Regions from separate parts of the Homo sapiens genome. Here region 1 is linked to region 2. The links are chromatin loops, found by intact Hi-C in ENCODE. Cell type or tissue: heart left ventricle. All regions are shown on one strand. Each heading gives the region's core, and the rest is flanking DNA. Links, peaks and the distances in the headings are about the cores only. Region 1 holds the start of COX6A2 (cytochrome c oxidase subunit 6A2). Region 2 overlaps FUS (FUS RNA binding protein).

Region 1 (14,874 bases), core at 5,333-13,332, 230 kb after region 2:
TGTGTGGGTCTTATTTAAGAAACACTTCCAGGTTATGAAAATAGCCCCCTATATTATATTCCAAAAGCTTCATGGTTTTGCTTTTTCACATTTAAGTATTTAATCCAGTTGGAATTTATTTTAATTTATGGAGTGAGGTAGGGATCCAATTTCTTTTTCTTCTTTCTCCTCCTCTTCCTCTTGTACTTTCTTTACTTTTCTTCTGCTTTTTAAAAAATTTTTTGTATGGGTCAATTTTCCTGGCATTGATGGAAATTGATTGAAAAGTCTGTCCTTGGCCGGGTGCAGTGGCTCACACCTGTAATCCCAGCACTTTGGGAGGCCAAGGCGGGTGGATCACCTGAGGTCAGGAGTTTGAGACTGGCCTGGCCAACATGGTGAAACCCCATTTCTACTGAAAATACAAAAATATTAGCCAGGCATGGTGGCAGGCACCTGTAATCCCAGCTACTCAAGAGCCTGTGGCAGGGGAATTGCTTGAACCCAGGAGGTGGAGGTTGCAGTGAACCACGATCATGCCATTGCACTCCAGCCTGGGTGACAAGAGTGAAATCCGTCTCAAAAAAAAACAACAACAAAAAAAGAAAAGTCTGTCATTTTCCCTAGTGCTCTGCAGTGCCACCACTGCTGTGTATCAAGCCCACACATGCATGCGGGTAACTTCTTAAAATTCATTCTCCTCCCCTAGAAGCAGCCCCATCAGAGTGCCCTGCGCCTGGCATGTGAGACAGTGCCCACTGAGGATGAGGGCCTAAGAAGCAGCCGCTGCAGTGTCAACCACCCCATCTTCCATGAGGGCTCTAACGTCAGTGCTTCTCCCTAAATCCCCATCACTGTCCTCCCTTGTCCCAATCTGTCCCTCACTCTGCCATGCCCTTCCTTTTATCCCCATTCTTTCCTTCTTCTTCCCTCAGGGCACCTTCATAGTCACATTCGATGTCTCCTACAAGGCCACCCTGGGAGACAGGATGCTTATGAGGGCCAGTGCAAGCAGGTGGGTCCAGGCCAGGGTATCCCCCACCCTCCATCGCATGCCCCGGCTAGAGACCCCTCTCCTGGATTCCTTCCCATTGGTCCCTCCTTTCTGTCTCCAGTGAGAACAATAAGGCTTCAAGCAGCAAGGCCACCTTCCAGCTGGAGCTCCCGGTGAAGTATGCAGTCTACACCATGATCAGCAGGTGCCCAGTCCCTGGCCTTCCCCTTGGACCTCTGGCCTTCCTCTATGCCTGGTACTCCTTCTGAGTCCCAGCCTGCTCTTCCAATGATGCACATCTAAGCTCTCCTGTTTTGGGATGCCTTTGTGGGTGAATGGCCATATATAATGACATTTATGCTGCATAAAGATGTTTCTGGGCTGGGCGCGGTACCTCGCGCCTGTAACCCCAGCACTTTGGGAGGCTGAGGCAGGTGGTTCACCTGAGGTCAGGAGTTCGAGACCAGCTTGGCCAACATGGTGAAACCCCATCTCTACTAAAAATACAAAATAAATTAGCTGGGCGTGGTCATGCGTGCCTGTAATCCCAGCTACTTGGGAGGCTGACGCAGGAGAATCACTTGAATCCGGGAGGCGGAGGTTGCAGTGAGCCGAGATCATGCCACTGCACTCCAGCCTGGGTGACAGAGGGAGACTCTGTCTCAAAAAAAAAAAAAAAAAAAATTAGCTGGGCCTGGTGGCGCATGCCTGTAATCCCAGCTACTCAGGAGGCTAAGGCAGGAGAATCTCTTGAACCTGGGAGGCGGAGGTTGCAGTGAGCTGAGATTGTGCCACTGCACTCCAGCCTGGGCAATAGAGCAAGATTCTGTCTCAAACAAAAAAAAAAAAAAAAGGTGTTTTTGTCAACAGTGGACCCACATTTACTACGGGTGGTCTCCTAAAATTATAACGGAGTTGAAAAATCTCCTAATGATGTCATAGCAGTTGTAACATTGTAGTGCAACTCATTGCCTTTTTTATGTCTAGATACACAAATACTTTCCATTGTGTTACAATTGCCTACAATATCCAGTACAGTAACACGCTGCATGGGTTTGTAGCCCAGGAGCAATAGGCTATACCATATCACCTAGCTGTGCAGTAGGCTCTACCATCTAGGTTTGCATAAGTGCAACCTATGATGTTTGCACAATGATGAAATTGCCTAAGGCCGGGCGCAGTGGCTCACACCTGTAATCCCAGCACTTTGGGAGGCTGAGGCAGGCGGATCACCTGAGGTCAGGAGTTCAAGACCAGCCTGGCCAACATGGCGAAACCTTGTCTTTACTAAAAACGCAAACATTAGCCAGGCGCAGTGGCACACGCCTGTAATCCCAGCTACTGGGGAGGTTAAGGCAAGAGAATCGCTTGAACTTGGGAGGCGGAGATTGCGGTGAGCTGAGATCGCGCTGCTGCATGCCAGCTCAGGGGTGACAGATTAAGGCTCTGTCTCAAAAAAAAAAAAAAAAAAAGAAAAAAAAAGAAAAGAAAAAGAAATTGCCTAACGATTAATTTCTTGGAATGTATCCTTGGTGTATTTGTACCCTAATAATATATACCATAGCTCTTGCTGCTTCTCTCAAATCGACTTGCTGGTGGGACACACACACATTGCCACCACTGTGCCTTTCCCCCTCTCCCTCTAAAAGGAAGGCTTCCTTTTTTAACATGAAACAAATTCTGTCCTTTGTATTAAATGTGAATGTGCTGAAGCAAAGCTGCTACATGGAGATCAAGGCTTTTCTGAGCACCCTGAATTGGGGAGCTTGTGCCCAACAGGATATGGTCTGTCACCACACAGAGGAAAGGAAAGGTCAGGTTTCTATAAAACTCAGAGTGGGGCAGAGGTGTGAGAAACTGTTGGGAAGGTCTCTTAAGAGCCTGGCCAAGGCAGCGCAGGAAAGGCAAGTGTAGGGCTGAAGGCAAGAGGGTTCTGCAGGTGGTGGAGGCACAGGGGCAGGCGAGGCTGGATGCAGAGCAAGGCATCCCATACACTGGGCTGAAAGACTGTAACACTGCTGTGGGACAAAGTTTGCTGCTATTGCTTTTTTTTTTTTAGACGGAATCTCACTCTTTCACCCAGGCTGGAGTTCAGTGGTGCAATCTGGGCTCACTGCAACCTCCACCTCCCAGGTTCAAGTGATTCTCCTGCCTCAGCCTCCCGAGTAGTTGGATTACAGGCATGCACAACCACATCTAGCTAATTTTTTGTTTGTTTGTTTGTTTGTTTTTGAGATGGAGTTTCACTCTTGTTGCCCAGGCTGGAGTGCAATGTTGCGATCTCAGCTCACTGAAATCTCCGCCTCCCAGGTTCAAGTGATTCTCCTGCCTCAGCCTCTCGAGTAGCTGGGACTACAGGCATGTGCCACCATGCCTGGCTAGTTTTGTATTTTTAGTAGAGACAGGGTTTCACCATGTTGGTTAGGCTGGTCTTGAACTCGTGACCTCAGGTGATCCACCCCCACCCGAGGGCCTCCCAAAGTGCTGGGATTACAGGCATGAGCCACCACACCTGTCCACTGTTGCTTCTGATGTATTAAGTTGTTAGGGGAAGGAGCGAGGGAGATCAAGCAGTGTCATTGTCCTTTCAAGCCACATGTAGGTTTCCCTTTCTATCCACAGGAAAATACTTACAATAAGAGCTTACAGTTATATATACCCATGTCAGGCACGTTTTATGTTGCTGTTGTTTTATGGTGGTTTTCTTACACCATCTTAAGTACTTTATATGTATTTACATTTATTTAATCCTACCAATAATTATATTGTTATCCCTATTTTCACCAACAAAGACATCAAGAAGTGAAATACTTTGTTCCTGTCAATCTCCAAGTGGGCAGCAGAACCAGGAATCAGACCCAGACGGTTTGGCTGCAGAGCCCATGCCCATGGCCATACATGGCATGCCTCTCCAAGGACTGGGGAAAGCTGGGTGGTTTACTTAGATCTGAAAACAGGCTTAGGCTGCGCACGGTGGCTCGTGCCTGTAATCCCAGCACTTTGGGAGGCCAAGTGCTGGGATTACAGGCATGAGTGGGAGGATGGCTTGAGCCCAGGAGTTTAAGACCAGCCTGGGCAACATAGTGAGAACCCATCTCTACCAAAAAAAAAAAATTAAAAATGAAAATAAAATAAAACTTTAAAAATGAAAAGAGGTTTAGAACTAGATTTTAAGATGAGAAAACAGAAGCATAGAGAGAAGGGTTTGGGGTGGGGGGCACAGAGGAAAACCGGCATACTTAGGGAAAAATAAACCTTAAGATTTATGGAGGAGTCCCTGTGTGCTGGGCACTACCAAGCCCTGGTCACAACTCTACTACAGGGAGGTTGCTACGGTTTGCATCCCCATTTTAAAGAGTGAAAAGCTACAGTTTCCAGAGACGTGAAGTGGCTTGCCTCAGTGACTCAGGTAGGAAGTGGTCGACCTGAGATGTGAACCTAGGCGGTTTGACACTGGAGCCCATGTTTTTAGTCATCAGGCTGATGGGGGGTGGACTGCTGGGGCTGTTTCTGTGTGGCTGGTCTGGCTGCTGCATGCGAGGTGCAGGCCCCTCTGCTGGTCTGCTTACTTTTGCTTTTTGTTTGTTTTGAGACAGGGTCTCACTCTGTCACCCAGGCTGGAGGGGAGTGGTGTGAACATAGCTTACTGCAGCCTCGACCTCCCAGGCTCAAGCAATCCTCCTGCCTCAGCCTCCTGAGTAGCTGGGACCACAGGCGTGTGCCACCACTTGCAGCTAATGTTTGTATTTTTTTTTTTTTTTGCAGAGACGAGGTCTCTCTGTGTTGCCCAGGCCAGTCTTGAACTCCTGGGCTCAAGCGATTCTTCTGCCTTAGTCTCTCTAAGTGTTGGGATTACAGGCGTGAGCCACCTCGCCTGGCCAGCTTGCTCATTTTTACTAAAACTTTAGATGTTAAGTGGTGAGAGGGCAGGGAGTTATGGCTTAACTTGAATCCCCAGTGCCAACCACACAGCCTGTGTTTGCTGAAGGAAGTTTGGGTGGAAAGACCCCACCTGCTGCCTGGAACACTGATGTCCCTTCCACAGGCTTGTGCACAGGCACTATCTTCCTTCACATTTACTCACCTGCCCCAGGACAGCCGAATCTATTTTCTTCATTCCCACCATGAAGGGGCCCTCACTCCATGTCTTCCTGAGTGATCCAGCTCTCATTCCTAGAGTCCCCTTAGGCTAACTTGTTCTGCTACAATCTCTGTAAGCATTACCAGAGGCCAAACACTACCTATTAGAGAAAGCAATGCAAACGCCTTTGCCCCATGTAGGAGACATGAGGTTTAAGTTGGGTCTTTAAGTGTAAATTTCCAAAACTGGAGACAGTAAGAACGTTCCAAGGAGAAGAGCTTGAGCAAAGTCATGAGGCTATGAAAGAGCCAGCGGTGTGCATGGCAGAGCTAGTGGATCTGGGTGATGGGGGCAAGGGACATCGGAGGGAGGGGAGCTGAAGCCGAGGCAGCAAAGGTTATGTGGGACCATCTTTTACTTATTTACTTTGAATAGGGACAGGGTCTCACGATGTTGCCCCAGCTGGTCTGGAACTCCTGGGTTCAAGAAACCCTCCTGCCCCAGCCTCCCAAAGTGCTGGGATTACAGGCATGAGCCACTGTGCCCGGCCAAATAATGTCCATCGTTATTTCCCTGAGACATCTGCCCAGCCCAACAGAGCTCTCTGCAGTAGGACAGGGCACAACTGGGGACAGTTTCAGGGCTGTTTTTCACCCACAGGCTCTCTCTCCAGGCAGGAAGAATCCACCAAGTACTTCAACTTTGCAACCTCCGATGAGAAGAAAATGAAAGAGGCTGAGCATCGATACCGTGTGAGAGTCTAGGGAGTATCCATGTCTGCCTTCCACGTTGTGGATAAAGTTGGAAGTTGGTGGAGAAGATGGAGAGGAGCCTTGGGGTAGGGCCAGGAGGGAAGTAGGATTTGGAAGGCTCCAGAGACCACAATAACACTCTGCCTTGATTTCCTGCAGGTGAATAACCTCAGCCAGCGAGATCTGGCCATCAGCATTAACTTCTGGGTTCCTGTCCTGCTGAACGGGGTGGCTGTGTGGGATGTGGTCATGGAGGCCCCATCTCAGGTACCCGCCTATCTCTCCTCTTTCTTCAGACTGACATCCCACAGCACAGCACTCCCTCTTACCAGGGACATGTTGCTCATTCTGTGGCTAAGTGCTTCTTTCTCTTCCCAGAGTCTCCCCTGTGTTTCAGAGAGAAAACCTCCCCAGCATTCTGACTTCCTGACCCAGATTTCAAGAAGTCCCATGCTGGTGAGAAAGTCCCTGAACCCCCACCGCCAAGATCAGCCCCCACCGGGGATACTGGGAAATGTACTGCTAGGCCACAGAGTTCCGTGCATGTCCTGTAACTGCTCATCTGTTCCCCACCCCAAACCTGACCATATTTTTTCCTATGGCTCCCTCCTCAGGGAAGAACCCCTCAGTTTCACCCCTCTTCTGCCCCCAGGACTGCTCCATTGCTGACTGCCTGCAGTTCCGCTGTGACGTCCCCTCCTTCAGCGTCCAGGAGGAGCTGGATTTCACCCTGAAGGGCAATCTCAGTTTCGGCTGGGTCCGCGAGGTGTGTGGGGGCAGCGGCAGAGCCCCTGCCCCAGACTCAGGCAGGACCTGGCATGTCTGTGCCCATCTGCAAGCCAGGGCACCCCCGAAGCTCTGAGCCTCCCCCAGAGCCAGTTCCACAGGTTTCCCCCAACCCCTTTGCAGACATTGCAGAAGAAGGTGTTGGTCGTGAGTGTGGCTGAAATTACGTTCGACACATCCGTGTACTCCCAGCTTCCAGGACAGGAGGCATTTATGAGAGCTCAGGTAGAGACCATGTGGAGGGCAGCGACCAGCTGGAAAGAGGACCCCTAGGGCTACATCTGTGGTGCTGGGTGGGGGGTTTGCAAGCCTTGCGGGAGGAGGGTGAAAGTCTCTGGGCAGGACAGCTGTCCCTAAGGGCACGGGTGCTACTGTGTCTCACTCCTTGGAGCAGAGCCTCAGAAAGGAGGGGAGAGAGTTAAAGGTTGCGGAACCTGGGAGGCATCTGGGATGGCATGAGGCCGGATGCTCTCTGATCTCTAAATCAGATGGAGATGGTGCTAGAAGAAGACGAGGTCTACAATGCCATTCCCATCATCATGGGCAGCTCTGTGGGGGCTCTGCTACTGCTGGCGCTCATCACAGCCACACTGTACAAGGCAAGTGTTTTATCCAACTCTTTTTTTTTTTTTTTTGAGATGGAGTTTCCACTCTTACTGCCCAGGCTGGAGTGCAATGGCATGATCTTGGCTCACTGCAACCTCCACCTCCCGGGTTCAAGTGATTCTCCTGTCTCAGCCTCCCGAGTAGCTGGGATTACAGGTGGACTGCACCATGCCCGGCTAGTTTTTTGTATTTTTAGTAGAGATGGAGTTTCATCATGTTGGCCAGGCTGGTCTCGAACTCCTGACTTCAGGTGATCCGCCCACCTTGGCCTCCCAAAGTTCTGGGATTACAGGTGTGAGCCACCTCATCCGGCCTTATCCCATTCTTGACACCACCAGCATCCAACCCAAGCCCTCCTACAGACTGGCTGATATAGTGAGAACTCAGACTGTGGAGGCAGACAGGCCTGGACACACATTTTGGCTCTATCATGTACTCACTGTTTAATGTTAGGCAAGTTGCTCCACCTCTCTAAGCCTGTTTCTCTCTTTCTTTTTTTTCTTTTGAGATGGAGTCTCACTCAGTTGCCTAGGCTGGGGTGCAGTGGCACAATCTCAGCTCACTGCAACCTCCACCTCCTAGGTTCAAAAGATTCTCATGCCTCAGCTTCCCAAGTAGCTAGGACTACAGGCACACACCACCACACCTGGCTATTTTTTGTATTTTTAGTAGAGAGAGGTTTCACCATGTTGGTCAGATTGGTCTCAAACTCCTGACCTCATGTGATCCGCCCACCTCGGCCTCCCAAACTGCTGGGTTTACAGGCATGAGCCACTGTGCCCGGCCGTTTCTCATTTTTGAAATGATAATAATGCTTATATCACAGAGTGGCTGAAGTGAGAGAGAAATGAGGCCAGGGCATGTGCACAGATCTGCCTGGATCTATGCTGTCCTGCCACGGGTCGTGTGTGTACCTACTGTGCTCGGGGCCAGCAGATGCTCGATATATGATAGCTGTTCACATAAATGTTCTCGCACACAAACGTAAGTTAGCTTAGTTGTTGCCTCCTCTTCTCTCTCAGCTTCCTCTTATTCCCAATTTTCTTCCCTGCCCTCTTACCCAGCTTTTCTTTCTTTTCTTTCTCTTTTCTTTTTCTTCTTCTTCTTTTTTTTTTTTACATGGAGTCTTGCTGTCTTGCCCAGGCTGGAGTGCAGTGGCATGATCTTGGCTCACGGCAACCTCTGCCTCCCGGGTTCAAGCGATTCTCTTGCCTCAGCCTCCTGAGTAGCTGGGATTACAGGCGCACCACCACACCCAGCTAATTTTTGTATTTTTAGTAGAGACGGGGTTTCACCATGTTGGCCAGGCTGGTCTCCAGCTCCTGACCTCAGGTGATCCACCCTCCTCAGCTTCCCACAGTGCTGAGATTACAGGTGTGAGCCACCGGGCCCGGACTTACCCAGCTTTTCTAATTTATTTCCCCTGATAGCTTGGCTTCTTCAAACGCCACTACAAGGAAATGCTGGAGGACAAGCCTGAAGACACTGCCACATTCAGTGGGGACGATTTCAGCTGTGTGGCCCCAAATGTGCCTTTGTCCTAATAATCCACTTTCCTGTTTATCTCTACCACTGTGGGCTGGACTTGCTTGCAACCATAAATCAACTTACATGGAAACAACTTCTGCATAGATCTGCACTGGCCTAAGCAACCTACCAGGTGCTAAGCACCTTCTCGGAGAGATAGAGATTGTAATGTTTTTACATATCTGTCCATCTTTTTCAGCAATGACCCACTTTTTACAGAAGCAGGCATGGTGCCAGCATAAATTTTCATATGCTTAAGAATTGTCACATGAAATGAGGATGTTTATAGCACACTTTCCTTGCGTGGAAGAGCTATAACCCAGGGACCTGAGTGCCTCTCTGGGAATAGTCGGGGGAACCTATTTGTGGGCATTGAAAAAGTTTTTTCACTTTCTATGGTGATGGGAGCCTGAGGTCATCTTTTCTTGATGGGGCTGAGAGGTGTGTATCAGGGGAGAGGGTCAAAGAGTGTGTGTGTGTGTGTGTGTGTGTGTGTGTGTGCATGTGCATGCACGTGCACGCAGGCATGCATTGGTCATGGGTTTCTTCACACACTTCAGGTTCCTCTGTAATGGTAAGTGGGCAGGCTGTCCTAGGAGGTGAAGAAATGTCCAGAGCTCATTTGAACTCCTGTCCCCCTTGAATGAGGTACTCAGAAGCCAGGAGAGCCAGGCTAGGAGCATGTGATTTCCCATATAGAAGACTCATTAAGAAAGATTATAGGCCGGGCGCGGTGGCTCACGCCTGTAATCCCAGCACTTTGGGAGGCCGAGGCGGGTGGATCATGAGGTCAGGAGATCGAGACCATCCTGGCTAACAAGGTGAAACCCCGTCTCTACTAAAAATACAAAAAATTAGCCGGGCGCGGTGGCGGGCGCCTGTAGTCCCAGCTACTCAGGAGGCTGAGGCAGGAGAATGGCGTGAACCCGGGAAGCGGAGCTTGCAGTGAGCCGAGATTGCACCACTGCAGTCCGCAGTCCGGCCTGGGCGACAGAGCGAGACTCCGTCTCAAAAAAAAAAAAAAAAAAAGAAAGAAAGATTATAGAGAATTATCAAAAGATTCCAAATCCAGCATTAGGTCCCAAGGCCTCACACACAGGACTGTGGAGCCTCCGTCTGAAATCCAGAGAGCTGGGATTCACAGACACCAGCAGCTCAGGTGTCAGGCAAGAAGTGGGACTTCAGGATCTGCAGCCCTGGGCTCCCATGGGGGCTCTGCCGAGCTGCCGGAACTTGGACAAGTCATTTAATTCCCAAGAATCTCAGGTCTTCCTCGGGAGAAGGTGAACTAAATTTATACCCTGCTCCCAGCGTTACTGTGAGGATTCGGTGTACGCGGAAGCCCATTACAGCCTAGAGCCCTAATTATTAATAGGTGTGTGTGAGAGGGAGGCCTCATTATTACCAGGTGAGAGACAGGGAGCTGGGATCGCCTACCTGTGAGTGGAGGAGGCTCCCTCGAGCACCTCCGTATCAGCGGCGTGGGAAAAGCACGTGGAGCGCCCACCGCGCTAGGCGCATGCGCGGAGCAGGAGCGCTTACCAAGCTGGGCGCATGCGCGGAGCGGGCGCCTCTGGGCGCGCTCCCCGTGGCCCCGCCCTCCCCACAGAGCCGCAGACTCGAAGCTTCACACCTTTATTGTGTCCGGGGGCGTCCGGGGCCTCAGGGGTGTTCGTAGCCCGTGGGCAGAGGGTTCACGTGGCTATTGTGGAACAGAGTGTGGTTGCCGTCCCCCCAGGGGTAGGGCTGTGGAGAGAGCGGGGGAGGGAGCGCGCGTGAGCGCCGTGAGTCCGGAGTCCGCGCCCCGCGCGACCCCCCCCCCGCAGCACCCCCCCCCGCCCCCGCAGCACCCCCCCCCGCCCCCGCAGCACCCCCGTGCCGCCCGCGCGCCCGTCCCGCGTACCTTGGTGCGGATGCGGAGGTGTTGGTAGGGACGGAACTCGGGGCGCGGGCGGTGGCCCGAGTGGAGATAGGAGTTGAAGGTGCAGAGGGCCACGCTGGGCAGCGCCAGCACGAAGGTCAGCAGACGCCAGGTACGAGCTGCGGACGGAGCGGGGTGAGCGCGGCGGTCCTGGGGCGGCGGGCCTGTGAACAGGTGGGCAGGGTAGGGGAGCCCCCGGATCCGCCCGTTCCCCACTCACCTCCTGCTCCTCCGTGGCCTCCTTTGGCAGCGCTGGCCAAGCCCCGGGTCAGGGGCCTCAGAGGCAAAGCCATGATGGTGCGGGGAGCCGGGAACCAGCGCTGTCCTCGCTCCCTTTCCTGGGGCCTGGGGTCACCTCCCCTCTCTGGGCCAATCACCTGTTGAGTCTGGAGCACTGGCGGCTATTCTTAGGGGTTTCTATATTTAAAATGGGGCCTGACTGGCTTGAGGTCATCTCCAGACAGCTGTTGTCCTGTGCCTCTTATTTTGGCAAGGAGGCATTTAAGTACAATATGCCATTCTTTTTATATAGTTGCAGGGAAACTATTTTGTTCCCTATTCTATGCCTGGTGGCTGGCACACAGTTGGGCTTTAATAAATATTTGTAGAATGAATTAAGTGTCTTTTTGAGTCTCAGTGTTTTCAGCTGTAAAATGTATAATAATTCGTACCTTAAAAGATTTTTTAAATACTGGAGACGGGGATCTCACTATATTGTCCAGGCTGGTGTGGAACTCTTGAGCTCACGTGATCCTCCCGCCTCAGCCTCCCACAGTGCTGGGATTACAGGCATGAGCCACTACACGGCCCTTACATCATTTTTATGAAGTTTATGTAAGGTAGGAATGTGTCAACCTGGATTTTGGCAGGTAACAGTAGTTCAGTATATGTATTAGTCACAGTTCTTTGCAAAGAACAGAACTCACTCTTACTAGTTTTAGAAGATAAGTAATTGAGAATCTTAGGTAGCTTACTATGTCTGATATAGCCAGAGATGCCTACAGTCTGCACAGTCATAAACAAGTCATTCCGTTGGCCAGCTGCAGTGACACCCCCACAGCTCACACTGCTGGACCCTGGATGCCAAAAGCTTCATTAAGGCTGCCCTGGAAAACCAGAATTTTCCACCCTCATCCCCTCTTGAAAACAGATTCTTCATGAAACCTGTATCCTGGGTCGCTCTTTTCTGAAAGAATTATGTGATTGCACCAACTGGCAACCCCTAGGTCCCCCAGCTGCAGGAGGGGATGGGAAACTGAGCTCTGGATTCTGCCTTAGGGAGGCAGGAATTGTAGGGAAAATCTCCAGGTCTAGGATGAGTATTCAAAAGGTTCCAGGCAGCCACAAGCCTGACAGGTGTCTACTGCAAAGTGCATTATTTCAATCTGAAAAATATGACTACTTGGAGAAAGCAAGCCTAGACAGGGCTGGTGTGAACCCTCTATCAAAGCAGGTCACAAGAAAGCCACAAGACCAGGCAGGGATGACATCTGCCTGTTCTGTCCTCAGCAACGGGCAGGGACCTTGGCATGAAGGAGGTGTTCTAAAAATATGTATGTAATGAATGCTTGAACCTTGTTACTTTGGTTAACCCTACAACAATGCCTTTTCAGAATTACAATCCAATAGGAAGCTTCTAGCTTTGATCAAGGGCTGATGTACTAATATGAACTTAATATACAAAAGAAGAATGAATTATATAGACATATAATCTGAATTTAATATATAAAAAAAACGAGGAAGATATATTTTCAAGAAGGGGCTCTATACCTGTTTCTCATTGGTAATAAACTGAACAGTATGTTCCATCCAACTTTAAGCTGCTGCTATTTTTAAAAAAAATAACCTCCTTGAGCAGTCAAATGTTATACAGTGTTACAAAAATTATTCCTGAGCTCTCACTGAGCTATAATAGAATTCTTCCTACAGTTTTTTTCCCAGCTGGACTTTGGCATTGTTGCAGAGAAGATGGGGCCCTATTCCAGTTAAAGATACCTGGCATCTCCCTCTACACATAGCCCCCTCCCTACGTATATAAGATAATGGCTCCTGGAGAAAACAGACATGAAGACAGGTATTTTTACTTGACAAAGTTCTAGAGGCCTGGCATAGTGGCCCACGCTTGTAATCCCAGCACTTTTGGGAGAATGAGGAGGGCGGATCACTTGAGGTCAAGAGTTTGAGTCCTGCCTGGCCAACATGGTGAAACCCCATCTCTACTAAAAATGCAAAAATTAGCTGGGTGTGGTGGCCCGTGCCTGTAATCCCAGCTACTCGGGAGGCTGAGGCAGGAGAATCGCTTGATCCCAGGAGGTGGAGGTTGTAGTGAGCCAAGATTGTGCCACTGCACTTCAGCCTGGGTGACAGAGTAAGACTCTCTCAAGAAAAAAAAAAAGAAGGAAAAAAGGAAGAAAAGGTTCTAGGTTTCTTTTCTCCCCTAAAAGGCCCCTCAGAGTTTTTCTGGTTGCTGCCAAACAATTCCCTGGGAATTCCCATCCCTTTGTTCTCAGCTTGGGAGCTCCTGTGGAGAGGTTTTCTTGCTGGGATGTCAAGAACGCCCTGAGGAGGGCCACTTCTGTCCTGGGCTGCTGTCACCATCACGAGGTGCACTTGCCCAGGTACCCAGAGACCTCCGCTCAGGTGGTCTGTGCTTTTCTGGGCTTGTCACCATCTTACCTGCCTCTCTAGAGGGTGTGCAGAGCTGTCTCTTCCAGGCTGTGCACTCACCATTGTTTCTGTAAGTTCTCACTCACACAGTTCTTAACCTGGCTGCTGCCAACACTTTCAGTTTCTAGAGGTTTAATTTTTCCTCCACTTTAGGCAGAGGGAAGAACAAACTCACCAGGTGCTAAATAAACCCCGGAGGGCAGCATCTCAGCCTCTGTTCAGAGTATCTCAGCTGTTGGTGGTGAAGGAGGTGGAGGCATGACTCAGGGTCAGTTTCTCTTGTGCCCTCTTCCTGGGATGCTGCATACCATGACCACATTTTCTAAAGCAAAGATCGATTACATGTGATCTACTAAGTATAAATGTTTATGGGGGCCCTAGGGACAGCGTATTTGAAATTAGAATAGTCCTGGAAAAACAACTGTGATACAGGACATGGGTTAGCTAGAACGAACAGGTACAGAGAGATGGAGCTCAGACAGCATTGGGGTGGGGTCCAGTGGCAACAGGGACATAGACTCTAAATAAATGGGGCTCTGAGCTCCCTCTGCACTTGGGAGGGGCCAGTGGCTATGTGATAGTGGATGTCTACTGTTTTGTGTCATATGACCAATATATCTATGCCTTCTTTTCTGATACTGACACACACACCCCTGCCCCCCTTATTCTCAGTTCAAGTTCAAGTGGGGTTGACTCCCTCCTCTAGCTCCAAGAAGGGCCACATGATCCAGGCCTACCCAATCAGAGCATTCTATTCTCCAGGTCATAGTGATTTTTTTTTTTTGAGACAGAGTCTCACTCTGTCCCCCAAGCTGGAGTGCAGTGGTGCAGTCTTGGCACACTGCAACCCCTGTCTCCCATGTTCAAGTGATTATTCAGCCTCAGCCTCCTGAGTAGCTGGGATTACAGGTGCACACCACCATGCTTGGCTACTTTTTTGTATTTTTAGTAGAGATGGGGTTTCACCATGTTGGCCAGGCTGGTCTCGAACTTCTGGCCTTAAGTGATCTGCCTGCCTCGGCCTCCCAAAGTGCTGGGATTACAGGCGTGAGCCACCCCACCTGGCCGTAGTGATTGTTTTTTGTATTTTGTTTTGAGACAGAGTCTGGCTCTGTCACCCAGGCTGGAGTGCAGTGGTGTGTTCATAGCTCACTGCAGCCTCGAACTCCTGGGCTCAAGCATTCCTCCTATGTCAGCCTACCAAGTAGCTGGGATTATAGGCACAAACCACTGTGCTCAGCTAATTTTTTAATTTTTTGTAGAGATGGGTCTCACTGTGTTGCCCAGGCTGGGATGATTGTTGTAGGGAGGGGCACAAGTCCATGAGTTCCAATTTTCAGGCCTGTCTCTTGGACTGTTGAAACACAATTATACTTCAACTGGACTTGGAGCTGCTGGAGCCTCAGGCTGGGGCCTTCAATTGAAGCCAATATTGAAGCCATTTTCAGAGCAGACCTGAAAAATGGGAGATCTAGCCTTGTTAATATTATGTGAATCCCTGAGTCAAGATGTGCCGGAATTGAGAAAGAGCTGAACTCTTAAGACTTTTCAGTTATGTGAA
Region 2 (14,874 bases), core at 4,179-12,178:
GGTAAATAAGATTTGAAGGACCCTACTCTGTCTCCCTTGAAAAAGGGGAGGAATGTCAGTGTTACTGTTTTTGGAAAAAGTAGATTTTTAAACCGAGTTTGGAAATGGTAAGTATGCAGAGGTGGGTGGGGGCAATCTCAAAAACGTGCAAAAATGAGGAAAACAAAAATGAGGAAATGTGTGCGTGTGTTTAATGCAAAACTTTAAAAAGAAAAACAACTGTTATGTGACTGTTAACTTGCTCTGCATTTTATGTGCCACAGGTATGAAAGGTGACATTGCAAAATACTCCGCTCTTCTCGCAGTGTAGAAGGGGTGACCCCGGGGGTTGGGGGAGATCAAAAACAGCTCAGTAGTTAGGACAGAGCTTAGCTAAGTTTGTCTTGCTTTAAGGGGAAGTTGCCTTTGGTTTTGACTTTTTATGGAATGGGGTTGGGTCTGCTTGCTGCTTTCAAAGCAAAAACCACAAAAATGTGTTCAAGGCTACCCCAGCCTGGTGTGAAATGTCTTCTGGGTAAATTGGGGTAGGGTTTTTAAACCAACTACTTGGTTGTCAACCACTTGCGACAAGAGGAAAAAAAAACATCTGCTCCATCGGAAGAACGACCAAGGAAAATGGGTTATTTTTTTTCCAGAGGAAATAGATAACGTAACCTTTTAAAGCAAAATCTTTATAAACTGTGTCTGAGAAATTGCACACGTGTGTGTGACATGCTCAAAGGTCAGACAAGGGGTGGTCAGGAAGGGATGTATTTTAGTAGCCACTTGTATCTTTTTCCAAAAACACCTACCCATGTTTGGGGAATGTTAAACAAAATCAAAAAACAACCTTTTGTAGCCGTTGGAAGCTTCATGTCCTTTCTTCTAACTTGTCTTCTCCAGCGGAAGTGACCGTGGTGGCTTCAATAAATTTGGTGGTAAGTGAACAGAGTTTCCAAAATTCCCAACTCCCAGCAATGCTTTGTCTGATTGTTCATTTGCAGATGTCTTAGCGTGTTAATTTAAATGTCAAAGGTTTTGAGGTGTCCAGAACCACCTCCAGAAAGGGGTAGGGTAGAATGCCACCTGTTGCCTGGTGTGTGCTAACCTGGAGCAGGTAGGGGTAAGACTCAATAGTCATCTTTTACCAAATGGGTTTGCCCCAGGTTAATAAGAGGGGTCTAGTAGGCCTTGGACTGGGCCGTTGCCACACCTGGCACTTAGTGACCATCATCATGAGAAACTGGAGAGTGCGTGCTGGAACACGTGGTGCCATCTTGGCTTTAGGATCCTTTTGATCGTTGTGTCCAAGGCTTGTGTGTGTGTGAGTGTGTGGGAGACAACTCCGAATGTTTAATTCTGGAAGAGGGATGTAACATTGCCCTGAGGATGGTGAAGTTGGTATACATTTATAAAGTACGGAATGGTGTCAATGAATGCAATTCTATGTATATGGACTTAACTGAGATGGGCAAATAGAAACTAGCTCTGGGAAGGAACATGTGCACTACTTCAAGAAAGATTGGAAGCATGTGTGGCTCATGGGAAATAACCAGGTCTTAAACAGCACAAACTGAATTCGTGGACCAGGAAGGTCTTAAACAGCACAAACTGAATTCATGGAAAAATGACAAATTTGAGAAGTCTCCCAGTAAGCTGGAACTTTTCTGGTTTGGTTAACAAAAGGTTTCTTGATTTGTTTCAAGATTTAAAGCCAAAGGTGTGGGTTCATGACTTAGGTGTCATTGCGTGTGGGTACAATATTTATATATGGCGAATTCAGATAAACATTGGTCAAAGATGGTCTCTGGAAAAACAAAATAGAGGCTGCATTACGGAAATAAGATTTCTGGTCTGTTCCCTGGGACATGCTTAAAAAATACAATAGCTATTATGTATGGTTTTTATTTTCATGTGGTTTCGGGGAAACAACACGGTTTTAAGGATGGTTTCTAAAGATGAAATTAAAAATTGTTCCACAAGGGTTAAGTGTCTGGTGGTAAAGTTGGGAGAAACTGGATGGATGCACATCGCATGGCTGGTGGCGAGCCCATCTCTCTTCTCTCGGGTGAGAGAACCGGGCCAAGCTGAGTTGGTTTGTTCACTTTAATGGGTCTCCGTTTCCCCTGCCACCTGTGCTGAGGACATTTCCCAGCCTGAGCTGGGGGAGGCAGCATTTGCTGAAGTGTGGAGTTGTCTCTGTGGAGACTCAAGTTACAGATCTTAAGGGGCCTGCCTAGAATTTTCTCCTCTGGGCAGGCGACCCAGGAAAGGGTTTGGAGTGAGGCTGTGAGCACTTACTTGATATTTTACAAGTTTGGATTTGGTGTTAATTTTTTTCCTTGTCCGTTTTTTCCTGTTGACTAACGGCTCATCTTTTCCTTGTTTTTGTTTTTTTTTTGTTCTTTTTTTCCATGTCACTAAAGGCCCTCGGGACCAAGGATCACGTCATGACTCCGGTGAGTTCACACGTGGTGGCATGAAAAGAGTGGCTAAAGTGGTATCAAGACTGCCTGGATGTTCTTTGAAACTATTATAAAAAGGAAACTGAAAAAAATGGGGATAGAGAAGGAAGGGAGTTAGGTGTGTCCTTAGTTAGCAGTGAGAAGTATTTGTTACGAAGTATTTCTCAGAAATACCTGGCTTGTGGGTTCCACCCCCAGTGATTTAGGTCTGAGAGGACCCTGAAAATCTACCTTTCTAACAAGTCCCCAGTGATGCTGATGCGTCTGGACCACACTCAGATGGTTTACAGCAGTGGTTCTTTCAAAATGTGGATCATGTCCAAGTTGGTGAACAAAACTAGTGAAAGACCTGACCACATGAAGTAAAGCATTGAACTCCTGTTTAGGTTGTATTGATGTTTGTGTACTAGATTTGAATGTAAAATGGGTTTCTTATTTAATTCGGGGACCTTCAACTGAAAGTTGATAAATACTGATGGACTTTTCTGTGTGGTCTTGTTGGGCATTTCACTCCTGAGCCCTGGTTTCCATACTGTATACTGGGTGTTAACATGTTTCAAAGGATAATTGTCAAACTGAATCTGAAATTTATCAGCATGGCTGGCATATAGGGACTCAAAAGGGATGTGGATTTCTTTTTAGTTGTCTTCCATAAACCAAATGATACCAGTTGCTTGATGGATACTAGGTGCTTTAGGTTTTTTCCTGTGTTTTTTATTTTACCTTTTCACATTTGCATTTTCTCTGTTCAACAAGCAGAACAGGATAATTCAGACAACAACACCATCTTTGTGCAAGGCCTGGGTGAGAATGTTACAATTGAGTCTGTGGCTGATTACTTCAAGCAGATTGGTATTATTAAGGTACTTGTGGAGAGGAGTGGGAGCTTTCTGTCAGTGTTGTAGGCTTGTGGATTTCACACATTAGTAAAAGCAAGTCTTTAATGGTTGCCAGCAGTAAAAACAAGTCTTAGTGGTTGTTGCCAGCTTAATTTGTTGAGGAAAGAGCCTTAGTTACTGTTTTCTAAAAGAGAAGTTCTATCTTAACACAAAAAGTATAACTTATCAGAGTACCCTAAACTCTTGAGATTTGTACTCTATAGTAACTTTTAGTTTTATCTTTCAATATTGGAGTGAGAGACAGTTTTCTTTAATGGAGGTTTACATGTGAGGTAGGAAGAAGTAACTGGGAAGAGGGGAGCTGAAGTTTGGGAATTATAAACCTCATGTTCTAGAGGAAGAAGATGGAAAGGGAGTACTGTAGCCTTTAAAATTGATGTTACCTCATTTTGCTTTCTTCAGACAAACAAGAAAACGGGACAGCCCATGATTAATTTGTACACAGACAGGGAAACTGGCAAGCTGAAGGGAGAGGCAACGGTCTCTTTTGATGACCCACCTTCAGCTAAAGCAGCTATTGACTGGTTTGATGGTATGTATGAGAAGGCTGGCAGAGGTGGGGCTGGGGATATAGGGCAGCAAGCCTTAGGAAACAAGCCATAGTTTGAGGGTTCTTTTGAGTCTTCCAACACTTACTTTAGCTGCGGTTTCAGGTAGTCTCATTTTTGCTTATGTGTCAGCAGATTATAAACCATTTGAGAAAGGCACGCTTCTCTTGTATTTTCGGATTAATGTGTCTTGCATTTAAAGTCTGTTGATGATTTTTTGTTTCTCTAGGTAAAGAATTCTCCGGAAATCCTATCAAGGTCTCATTTGCTACTCGCCGGGCAGACTTTAATCGGGGTGGTGGCAATGGTCGTGGAGGCCGAGGGCGAGGAGGTGAGGAGCTACCTGCTAGTGGTGCAGAGGGGTAATGGGGAGAGTGCAGAAGATGGTAAAGGCTTGCATGGAATGGGTTAGATTTACCAAACTTGGAGAGGGAGCAGACCCATACTTGGTCTATCTGCATTAGGACCCATGGGCCGTGGAGGCTATGGAGGTGGTGGCAGTGGTGGTGGTGGCCGAGGAGGATTTCCCAGTGGAGGTGGTGGCGGTGGAGGACAGCAGCGAGCTGGTGACTGGAAGTGTCCTAATCCGTGAGTGAAACTTAATTTTTTTCTTAGTTCTCTTGCATGCGTGCTCTTTGATATATTGGTACTGAGGTATGTGCGTGTTTTCCAAAGAAGTAAATGTCAAGGCCACACTGTTGGGGTCAGATTTAGCCAAAAGCTTACCTAGGTAAGGTTGATGTAATGGGAAAGGTAATGGATTGGGTTCAGTAATACTGATTTTTGTTCCTGACTCTGAGAAGCAAGCCGTTTTGTCTTTCTGAAGCTTCAGTTTCCTCACTGTATCTCTAAAGTCACCGTAGTTTCTTCCTAGTTCTAGGTCTTGCCTATTCCCCATCGCTCCAGACTGATTGTCTTCCTTTCTCCTTAGCACCTGTGAGAATATGAACTTCTCTTGGAGGAATGAATGCAACCAGTGTAAGGCCCCTAAACCAGATGGCCCAGGAGGGGGACCAGGTGGCTCTCACATGGGTAAGAAAGGCAGACCTGGTGCTAGGGAGCTGGGACCAAAGAATCCTTAATTTTTCAGCGGGGAGGCTCGGGGAACATAGGGGAATGGGAATATGATAGATCTTGTTTCTTTTGTCCTAGGGGGTAACTACGGGGATGATCGTCGTGGTGGCAGAGGAGGCTATGATCGAGGCGGCTACCGGGGCCGCGGCGGGGACCGTGGAGGCTTCCGAGGGGGCCGGGGTGGTGGGGACAGAGGTGGCTTTGGCCCTGGCAAGATGGATTCCAGGTAAGACTTTAAATCAGAATAAAAAAGTAGAGCAGTTGAACAGAGGCCATAGGATAACAGGGTTTTGTTGAGAAAGTGGTTTCATTTTGAGGGCTAGGTGGAAAGACCTGAGGTTGTAACCAGTAGTGGAGAGGGAAGGAAAATTAACTCAGGGGGAGTGAATCTGTAGACCCACTTGAGATAAGATACTCGCTGGGTTAGGTAGGAGGGGCAGATAGGATATCTAGGCTTGGAGAGGCTGGTAACTCAAATATAATGGATACTTAATTTTTTTTTTTTTTTTTGCAGGGGTGAGCACAGACAGGATCGCAGGGAGAGGCCGTATTAATTAGCCTGGCTCCCCAGGTTCTGGAACAGCTTTTTGTCCTGTACCCAGTGTTACCCTCGTTATTTTGTAACCTTCCAATTCCTGATCACCCAAGGGTTTTTTTGTGTCGGACTATGTAATTGTAACTATACCTCTGGTTCCCATTAAAAGTGACCATTTTAGTTAAATTTTGTTCCTCTTCCCCCTTTTCACTTTCCTGGAAGATCGATGTCCCGATCAGGAAGGTAGAGAGTTTTCCTGTTCAGATTACCCTGCCCAGCAGGAACTGGAATACAGTGTTCGGGGAGAAGGCCAAATGATATCCTTGAGAGCAGAGATTAAACTTTTCTGTCATGGGGAAAGTTGGTGTATAAATGAGAAATGAAGAACATGGGATGTCATGAGTGTTGGCCTAAATTTGCCCAGCTATGGGGAATTTTTCCTTTACCACATTTATTTGCATACTGGTCTTAGTTTATTTGCAGCAGTTTATCCCTTTTTAAGAACTCTTTGATCTTTTGGCCCTTTTAATGGTGAGGCTCAAACAAACTACATTTAAATGGGGCAGTATTCAGATTTGACCATGGTGGAGAGCGCTTAGCCACTCTGGGTCTTTCACAGGAAGGAGAGTAACTGAGTGCTGCAGGAGTTTGTGGAGTGGAGTCAGGATCTAGGAGGTGAGTGACTCCCTTCCTAGCTGCCCTGGTGAACAGCGCTTGGGTAGATACCTGCTATAAGGAGACTGGTCTGGCTGGGTTACTTTCACATCCTGCCTGTACTCAGAGGGCTTGAGGTCATTGACATTATGAGATTTTAGGCTTGATCCCTTTTTGATTGGAGGGTGGAAGGCCCTCCTAAGGGAATGATAAGTGATAAGAGGGGGAAGGGGTTGCAGCCAATGAGTTAAAACCTTAGAGCAGTGCTCCTCAGCCTCTTACCATGTGGTTGTAAACTTGCACGTACCTGCCAACCAGTTATTTAGCATGCTTTTTATTTTAGTTACACAGAGCGTAACATTAACCCAAGAGCAGAAAGGTTTTATTTACAGGGTTTTCGAACTTGGTTTGTAAGACAGCTGCCATCACAAGCATAGCTTACAAATGTGCTGGGGACCCCTAATTGGGAAGTGCTTTCCTCTCAAATTTTTATTTTTTATTTTTAGAGACAGAGTCTTGCTCTGTCATCCAGGCTGGAGTGCAGTGGCGTGATCTCGGCTCACTGTAGCCTCTGCCTCCTGAGTTTAAGCGATTCTCCTGCCTCAGGAGAATCCCAGCTTCTGAGTAGCTGAGACTACAGGCGTGGGCCACCATGCCCACCTAGTTTTTGCATTTTTAGTGGAGGTGTGGTTTCACTGTGTTGGCCAGGCTGGTCTCTTAACTCCTGACCTCAGGTGATCCACCTGCCTTGGCCTCCCAAAGTGCTGGAATTACAGGCATGAGCCGCTGCATCTGGCCATCCTCTCAAATTTTCAAGTGTTCCACAAGTATGTTCTCTACTGAAGAGTTGCTGCATCCTTGAATCTTGGGTGATTTGAGGCACAGAAACTATGACTTTATTTTTTGAGATGGAGTTTTGCTCTTGTTGCCCAGGCTGGAGTGCAATGGCACGTTTTTCGGCTTACCGCAACTGCCGCCTCCTGGGTTCAAGCGATAGCTGGGATTACAGGCATGCGCCACCATGCCCAGCTAATTTATTTGTATTTTTAGTAGAGACGGGGTTTCTCCATGTTGGTCAGGCTGGTCTCGAACTCCCGACCTCAGGTGATGTGCACACCTCAGCCTCCCAATAAACCATGACTTTTAAGAGGAATAGCAGGTTTACTTCCCCTGCCAGCATTGGGGTGCTCTCTAAGCAACAGTAGGCGGAGAGTGGTCTGGCGTATTAAAAACAAAGGATCGTCAAGTGGGCCTTCCCAGGCATTGCTTTGACTTAGTACATGTAGAGGATGTGGCAGTTCTCTCCGTCCCTGCCACTGCTGGTTTCTTTGTTAAATGTTTAGTTGAAATGGCCTGATACGATATTTGAGTAGTTCACTGTTGGTGCTTTGCCTAGCAGGATTCTAATCTTGCTTTGGTTGTGGTCCCCTGATGCCCTCCTGTTAGGAGTGGAGGAGGTCGAAGCTCCTTGTAAGATATGATTACTGGGACCATTAGTGTCAAGTTCCTGTGTCCTTCAAATGGCATATGTGATTGGCCTTGACCTTAAAAGGAAATAGGGTCCCAGGTGACTGTTTAGTGGGTAGGTCCAGTTTGGGGGGATCTTCCAGGAGAATGGATAGAGACACCTAGCAGCAGAGAGAACATTGGTGCCTCTCAAGCCAACCTCCCACCTCAGCCTCCCAAGTAGCTGGGACTACAGGTGCTTCCTCGCTACCACACCTGGGTAATTTTTTTTTTAATTACTTTTTTTTTTTTAAGAAACAGGGTTTCACTGGGTTGCCCAGGCTGGTCTTGAACTGGCCTCAAGTGACCTGCCTGCCTCAGCCTCCCAAAGTGCTGGGATCACAGGTGTGACCCACTGCGTTTGGCCAGAATACTCTATTCTTACTGAATGATTGAAATCTGTCTTGAAGCATTAGGTGTCCCATTTTTGTGAGTTGGAATTGGGACAGGCTAAGTAGGAAGTGAGGAGGGTGGGGAGAGCTGTGCTGTAGGTCTGTTTGTCCCTTCCTTGATGTAGCCTTCAGTTAGCCCTTTCAGCTTTTTTCCCCATCTTGTGCCGGGCCTTCCTGGGTTTCAGTACTTGGATGTAGGGCTGCAGTTATGTCAGTGGTGGGTAGATTGACCAGGAATTAAGGTCTAGGGTCCAGCCCATGTGAGACTTGACTCACTGATCTACCTTTAGGCATGTCTTCCTTCCAGTCTCATCCTTTTTAAATTTTTTTTTTTTTTTTGAGACGGTCTCACTCTCACCCAGGCTGGATTGCAGTGGTGTGATCTCGACCAACTGCAACCTCTGCCTCCCACCCGCAAGCTATCTGCCCACCTCAGCCTCTGGAGTAGCTGGGACGGGACTACAGGCACCTGCCACCATGACTGGCTAATTTTTTTTTGTATTTTTTGTGGAGATGGGGTCTTGCCATGTTGCTCAGGCTGGTCTGGTCTCAAAACTGCTCTGGGCTCAAGTGATTGTCCCACTTTGGCCTCCCAGAGTGCTGGGATTAAGGTGTGAGATACTGTGTCCGGCTATGAAAATTTTATTTTTAATTAACTTGTATATATTTATGGGGTACAATGTCCTATTTCTGTACATGTACACATTGTGGAATCAAATCAGGCTAATATATCCATCACTTCATATCATTAGCATGAATGAGAACATACAAAGCCACTCTTAGAAAATTTTGAAATTTATGTTATTTCAGCCCTTTTATGCTGGAGGTTGCAAATGTTTTGTGAATAATCAGACCAAAAATAAAAACAAAAAATGATTGACTTCAGTCATTCAGTAAGAATAGTGTGTTCTGGCCGAGTGTGGTGGGTCACACCTGTAATGGAGCACTAGGCGTAAATGGGTTGAAACGGGTCTCCCTATGTTGCTCAGGCTGGACTTGAACTCCTGGGCTTAAGTGATCTTCTTGCCCTTAGCCTCTCAGCTGGGACTATGGATGCATGCCACTGTGTCTCACGTTTTTATGAACTGTAGTCACCATGCTGTGCAGTGGCTTACCAGAACTCATTTCTTGCATCTGAAGTGTTGTACCCTTTGTCTCCCTGCTTACCCATACCTCCAAGCCTCTGGTAACCCCCATTCTACTTTCAGTTTCCGAGTTTGACTTTCTAGATTCCGTGTATAAGTTCATGCAGTCTTTCTGTGGCTTATTTTAGCATAATGTCTTCTAGATTTATCGATTCACCCATGTTACAAATAACGGTTTCCTTTTAAAAAGCTGAATAGCATTCTGTTGTGTCTACATACCACATTTAAAAATCCATCCGTTAATTGGGCACTTGGGTTGCTTGCATATCTTGGCTAGTGTGAATAACGCTGCATTGGGTGGGAGTGCAGACATCTCTGACGTACAGATTTCTTTTTTCTTTTTTGGAGACAGAGTCTTGCCCTGCCACCCAGGCTGGAGTGCAGTGGTAGGATCTTGGCTCACTGCAACCTCTGCCTTCCAGATTCAAGTGATTCTCCTGCCTTAGCCTCCCAGGTAGCTGGGATTACAGGTGTGCACCACCATGCCCAGCTAACTCTTGTATTTTTAGTAGAGATGGGGTTTCTCCATGTTGGCCAGGCTGGTCTCAGTGGGCCCCAGCGATCCTTCCGCCTCGGGCTCCTGAATGACTGGGACTACAGGTGTGCTACTGCACCTGGCTATTTTGAAATAATTTGACTTAGAAGAATATTTCTACAATTGTGTTCACCTTCTTATGCAAATACAATCTTCAGTGGCGCTGGCATATACAAGCTGAGAAAGTATTGTCAAGTGGGTTGTGCCAGCACATCTGACCAGGATTTTTTGTTGTAGAAATATTGGATCCTCACCTGAGGCCAGGAGTTTGAGACCAGCCTGGCTAACATGGTGAAACTCCGACTCTACTAAAAATACAAAAATTAGCTGGGCGTGGTGGCAGGTGCCTGCAGTCCCAGCTGCTCGGGAGGTTGAGGCAGGAGAATCGCTTGAACCCAGGAGGCGGAGGTTGCGGTGAGCCGAGATCGCGCCGCTGCACTCTAGCCTGGGCAATGAAGTGAGACTCTGTCTCAAAAAACGAAGTATTAGATCCTCAATCTCAAGGTATTCTAAGAAATTTTGGAGACCATTGAGTCTAAAATTCCCAGTATCTTTGAGGCAGGAACAGACTTGGAGAATGTAGTTTATGAGCAGGAGTTTGGAGCTGGAAGAAATACTGCTTTCTGTTGGTGGTTAATGCTGTCAGCTCCTTGGATTGTGGCTTTAGCCCTAAATATTGGGGCAGTAGAGACTCTTACCTGGAAAACAATTGAGGGCCACCCATGTTAGCGGCAAGAGGCAGAGGAAAGCTTGGATGGTTGGGCTGAAGATGGTGGATGTGCTGTCCCTGTGAGAGTGCTGATGCTGGACTCTGGAGCCAACGACAAAGTGTTTGAGCAAGCAGGGTCCAAGCAAGGGCAGTCGAGGGCCGGATGAAGTGGGCAGGAACCGAGTTTCCCAGGTGACATCCTGCCTGTGCTCATCACGCCGAGGGGTGTTGCACAATCACACCGATTCTTTGTCACTACTGAGTGCAGTGTTCTTAAGAATGGGGACCTGGCAGCTGGGTGCGATGGCTTGTGCCTGTAATCCCAACACTTTGGGAGGCTGAAGTAGGCAGATCACGAGGTCAGGAGTTTGAGACCAGCCTGGCCAACATAGTGAACCCTGTCTCTACTAAAAATACAAAAAATTAGCCAGGCCTGGTGGCAGGCACCTGTAATTCCAGCTACTCGAGAGGCTGAGGCAGGAGAATCGCTTGAAACCGGGAGGTGGAGGTTGCAGTGACCCAAGATCGTGCCATTGCCCCCTGGCCTGGGCGACAGTGCGAGACTCTCAAAAAAATAAGTAAATAAATAAAAGGAGACCTAGGCTTGTTGTGCTTGTTTTTTGGTTTTGATTTTCCAGAGTTTGAGGGAAAGTTGACCCATCCTGTTTATTGTGCCCTTGAGGAGGAAACAAGGCAAATCCCTACTCTTGTGGGCAGGGGTGCGCAAACCTGTCAGTCTGAGATGGCTAGAACCACATCCTCTATAACTTGAGGGGGATAATCTATCTATCTATCTATCTATACCTATATATATACACACACACACACAGATTAAAAAAAATATATATATATACAGAGGAATCCTCCCTTACCTATGGTTTCATCTTACACAGTTTCAGTACAGTATAATAATCTCCTGTGCTTAATTTATAAATTGAACTTTATAATTTGTCAACATATGGATTCTAGCTCAGTAGGTCCAGGTGGGGCTCAAGATACGCATTTCAGGCCAGGTGCGGTGGCTCATTCCTGTAATCCCAGCACTTTGGGAGGCCGAGGTGGGAGGATCACTTGAGCCCAGGAGTTGAGACTAACCTGGGTAACAGCAACATTTTGTCTACCAGAATTTTAAAAAATTGGGCGCGGTGGCTCACACCTGTAATCCCAGCACTTCGGGAGGCCAAGGTGGGCAGCTTGGCCAACATGGTGAAAGCCCACCTCTACTAAAAGTACAAAATTTAGGCAGGTGTGGTGGCATGCACCTGTAATCCCAGCTACTTGGGAGGCTGAGGCAGGAGAATTGCTTGAACCTGGGAGGTGGAGGTTGCAGTGAGCTGAGATCATGCAACTGCACTCAAGCCTGGGTGACAGAATGAGACTCCATCTCAAAAAAAAAAAAGTGTGGTGGCATGTACCTGTGGTCCCAGCTGGAGAGGTTGAGGCTGCAGTGAGCTGTGTTCCCACCACTGCACTCCAGCCCGCAGGCCTGGGAAACAGAACAAGACTGTCCCCCTGCCCTCCCCGCAAAGCATTTCTGACAGGCTTTCTGGTGATAATGATGCTGTTGGTTCAACACCTCTCAGAGTAACGTTCTAGAGTTTGGCAGAGTCAAATTATTTCTGAAGGGGAACTTTGTACAAAACTTTCATCTTTCTCCCTCTCTCACCCCCCTGTTTTATTTTTTTGAGACAGGGTCTTGCTCTGTGGCCCAAGCTGGAGTGCAGTAGCATGATCACAGCTCACTGCAACCTCCAATTCCTGGGCTCAAGTAATTCTCCCACCTCAGCCACGGTGGCTCGGACTACAGGCATGAACCACCATGTCCAGCTAATTTTAAAAATTATTTTGTGGAGATGAGGTCTCACTGTGTTGTTCAGGCTGGTCTTAAACTCTTGAGCTCAAGCAATCCTCTCTGCTCGGCGTCCCTAAGTGCTAGGATTATATTTCTATATAAAATGCTGGCTAGGAGCTAAGGAAAAGGAAGACAGGGCCCTGCGTGTGGGTTTTTGTAATTAGCAGAGGCCCAGTCAACACTGGCTTCTGTTCTGTTTTTTTTTTTTTAAGTCTTGTGAAGCTTAAATGGGAGGTTTGAGCAAAAAAGAGGATGCTGTCCTCTTTGTGGGATTTTTGCTGGTGTGGGGAGATCTGGACCATCATGGAGGGAGTTCTCAGCACAGGGATGGGATTTGGTTCCTGCAGGGCCTCAGAGAAGCATGGGAAAGCCCTTCAGGTGTTAGGGGAAGGTGATTTTGAGTTGTTCCTTCACTTTGTTGAATGTCTCTGAAATCCAGTTCTGGGGCTTGGCAGGAATGTTGCCGCTTGCAGTGGCTGCCGTTCAGCTTATCTGGGATGTGTCCCAAGATGCTGGAGTTGTCTGGGGCCATCCAGACTGGGGCTGGGATTTCCACACCCATGGAGCCACGACTAGGACTGGGAGTGACAGAACGAGTTTGGGGGTGCTGCCAGAGGGGCACTCTAGATTGTTCTTGGGATAGCACAGGTTCCCAGATACAGTTCTAAGCCATTGAGGGGCTAGGAGCAGAATCGTCTTAGTGGAGGTGATTGCTAACTCTGAGGTGTACTTGCCATGAGCCAGTTGCTGTTAGGGGATGAGCTGATTCCTGTCACTCCCACTTTAGAGGGGATGCTGACACAGCTAGTGAGAGGTGGGGCAGGGACTTGAACCTCTATTCTTTAGCTATAGAACTTCTGTCCTTAACCACTATGCTATGCCTAAAATCTGAGGAGACTTCTGGTAGGACTCTTTCTCCCACAGCCCAAAGGAAAAAGGAAGCCCCAAGAAATGTTTTATCTTAGGGAAACTTTCTTGGAACCACTTCCTTCCCTCAGGCCTGCACTGGTTTTTGTAGTGACTCTAAGGATGTCTGTCATGCAAGGATGTGTTACCTATGGCCCCATGTCAGGAGAATGATTAGGTTCCTGTGAAGTTTAAAAAAAATCCTGTTAGATACTAGAGATACACAGTAACTGCCATATATTACTTTCTACATGCAAGGCACTTGTACAGAGGTTGAAAAGATGTCTCCATTTAAGCGTCCATTTAAGCAGGGGAGTGGTGGAGTCTTCTGTGAAGGTAGACCAGCACATGGTTTGCATTGCCACAGAGACACTGGGAAGAGCCTCTGAAACCCAGAGGAACGCATGCGTATGGGCAGTCTGGGGCAGGTAGAAGATGTCAAGGTGTCCAGAGATAAAGGGGTCAGCATGTGCAAGGGCACCTGGTATGAGCAGATAGTGGTGGGATCGTGGGTATGTGAGGAGAGGAGAGGTTGCATGGGGTTAAGTGCCAGGTTAGGAGGAGAGTTTAGGTGTCCTGTTAAAAATGACAGTCAGCTGGGCATGGTGGTATGCACCTGTAGTCCCGGCTATTCAGGAGGCTGAGGCTGGAGGATTGCTTGAGCCCAGGGGTTTGAGGCTGCAGTGAACCATGATCACACCACTGCACACCAGCCAGAGCAACAGATGAGATCCCGTCTCAAAAAAAGTGAGAGTCTGTTCCCATGATCAGTTTGGATTTCTCAGGCTCTTGGAGCTAGAGGCAGGGAGGACAAGGTAGGAGGTGTGTTGCAGATAAGATGTAATTAGAGATAAGCCTGGTGGGGCAGTGAGGTTGGAAAGTGGTTGTTTGGTGATTCCTAAGGATAGGATTCAGGGTCTCCTTGGTATCTGCCCATTGCTTTGCAAATCCTCCCTCTTCAAGGCCAGAAAGGATTGCTTGTAAAGTGTACTTAGGAAGTAGCCCTAGATTCCTGCTTTCCCAAACAGCCTCTGGAAAGACCTCAAGTTTCCTGGAGAGAGATACTCATATTTCCCTTTGTAGGCAAAAATTGCATCAAGAAGGTGGGCCCGGTGGCTCACACCTGTAATCCCAGCACTTTGGGCGGCTGAGGTGGATGGATCACTGGAGGTCAGGTGTTTGAGACCAGCCTGGGCAACGTGGCAAAATCCCGTTTCTACTAAAAATGCGAAAATTAACCGGGTGGGGTGGCAAGCACCTGTAATTCCAGTTACTTGACTGGCTGAGCCACAAGAATTGCTTGAACCTGGGAGGCAGAGGTTGCGGTGAGCTGAGATCATGCTACTGCACTCCAGCCTGGGTGACAGAGTGAGCCTCCGTCTCAAAAAAAAAAAAAGAAAAAAGTGGCCGGGTGCATTGGCTCACGCCTGTAATTCCAGCACCCCAGCACTTTGGGAGGTGGAGGCGGGTGGACCACTTGAGGTCCGAAGTTCCAGACCAGCCTGGCTGACATGGTGAAACTTTGTTTCTACTAAAAACACAAAAACTAGCCAGGTGTGGTGGCAGGGGCCTGTAATCCCAGCTATTCGGGAGGCTGAGGCACAAGAATAGCTTGAACCTGGGAGGTGGAGGTTGCAGTGAGCTGAGGTCACGCCACTGCACTCCAGTCTGGGTG

The links. A loop is a pair of places that touch in the nucleus more often than their neighbours do. Peaks named below come from ENCODE experiments on the same cell type or tissue, not always from the same donor. Only the 100,000 strongest peaks of a DNase experiment are listed, where the experiment ranks them.
Region 1: it touches region 2 in a loop (3-fold over the local background); 4 of 110 quality-filtered maps call a loop at or near these places.

What each region holds. Positions count from the first base shown.
Region 1 is chr16:31,417,387-31,432,260 of GRCh38, forward strand. ITGAD (integrin subunit alpha D) reads left to right here. Exons shown (of 30, transcript NM_005353.3): 21 at 689-805; 22 at 915-994; 23 at 1,095-1,178; 24 at 5,728-5,806; 25 at 5,966-6,073; 26 at 6,185-6,262; 27 at 6,459-6,572; 28 at 6,716-6,817; 29 at 7,081-7,191; 30 at 8,629-9,119. The coding sequence ends at 8,742. COX6A2 (cytochrome c oxidase subunit 6A2) reads right to left here and starts at 10,974. Exons shown (of 3, transcript NM_005205.4): 1 at 10,867-10,974; 2 at 10,629-10,765; 3 at 10,345-10,471. The coding sequence starts at 10,939. The coding sequence ends at 10,388. In heart left ventricle, for the core only: no CTCF peak of the experiment used is centred there; DNase peaks (open chromatin) are centred at 10,295 and 10,949; H3K4me3 peaks cover 2,207 bases; H3K27ac peaks cover 4,358 bases.
Region 2 is chr16:31,185,920-31,200,793 of GRCh38, forward strand. FUS (FUS RNA binding protein) reads left to right here. Exons shown (of 15, transcript NM_004960.4): 7 at 883-917; 8 at 2,406-2,438; 9 at 3,204-3,307; 10 at 3,746-3,875; 11 at 4,121-4,222; 12 at 4,356-4,479; 13 at 4,823-4,923; 14 at 5,044-5,191; 15 at 5,480-5,686. The coding sequence ends at 5,519. Among named protein-coding and RNA genes, the nearest start is that of PYCARD-AS1, 8.5 kb to the right of the region's middle. In heart left ventricle, for the core only: no CTCF peak of the experiment used is centred there; no DNase peak of the experiment used is centred there.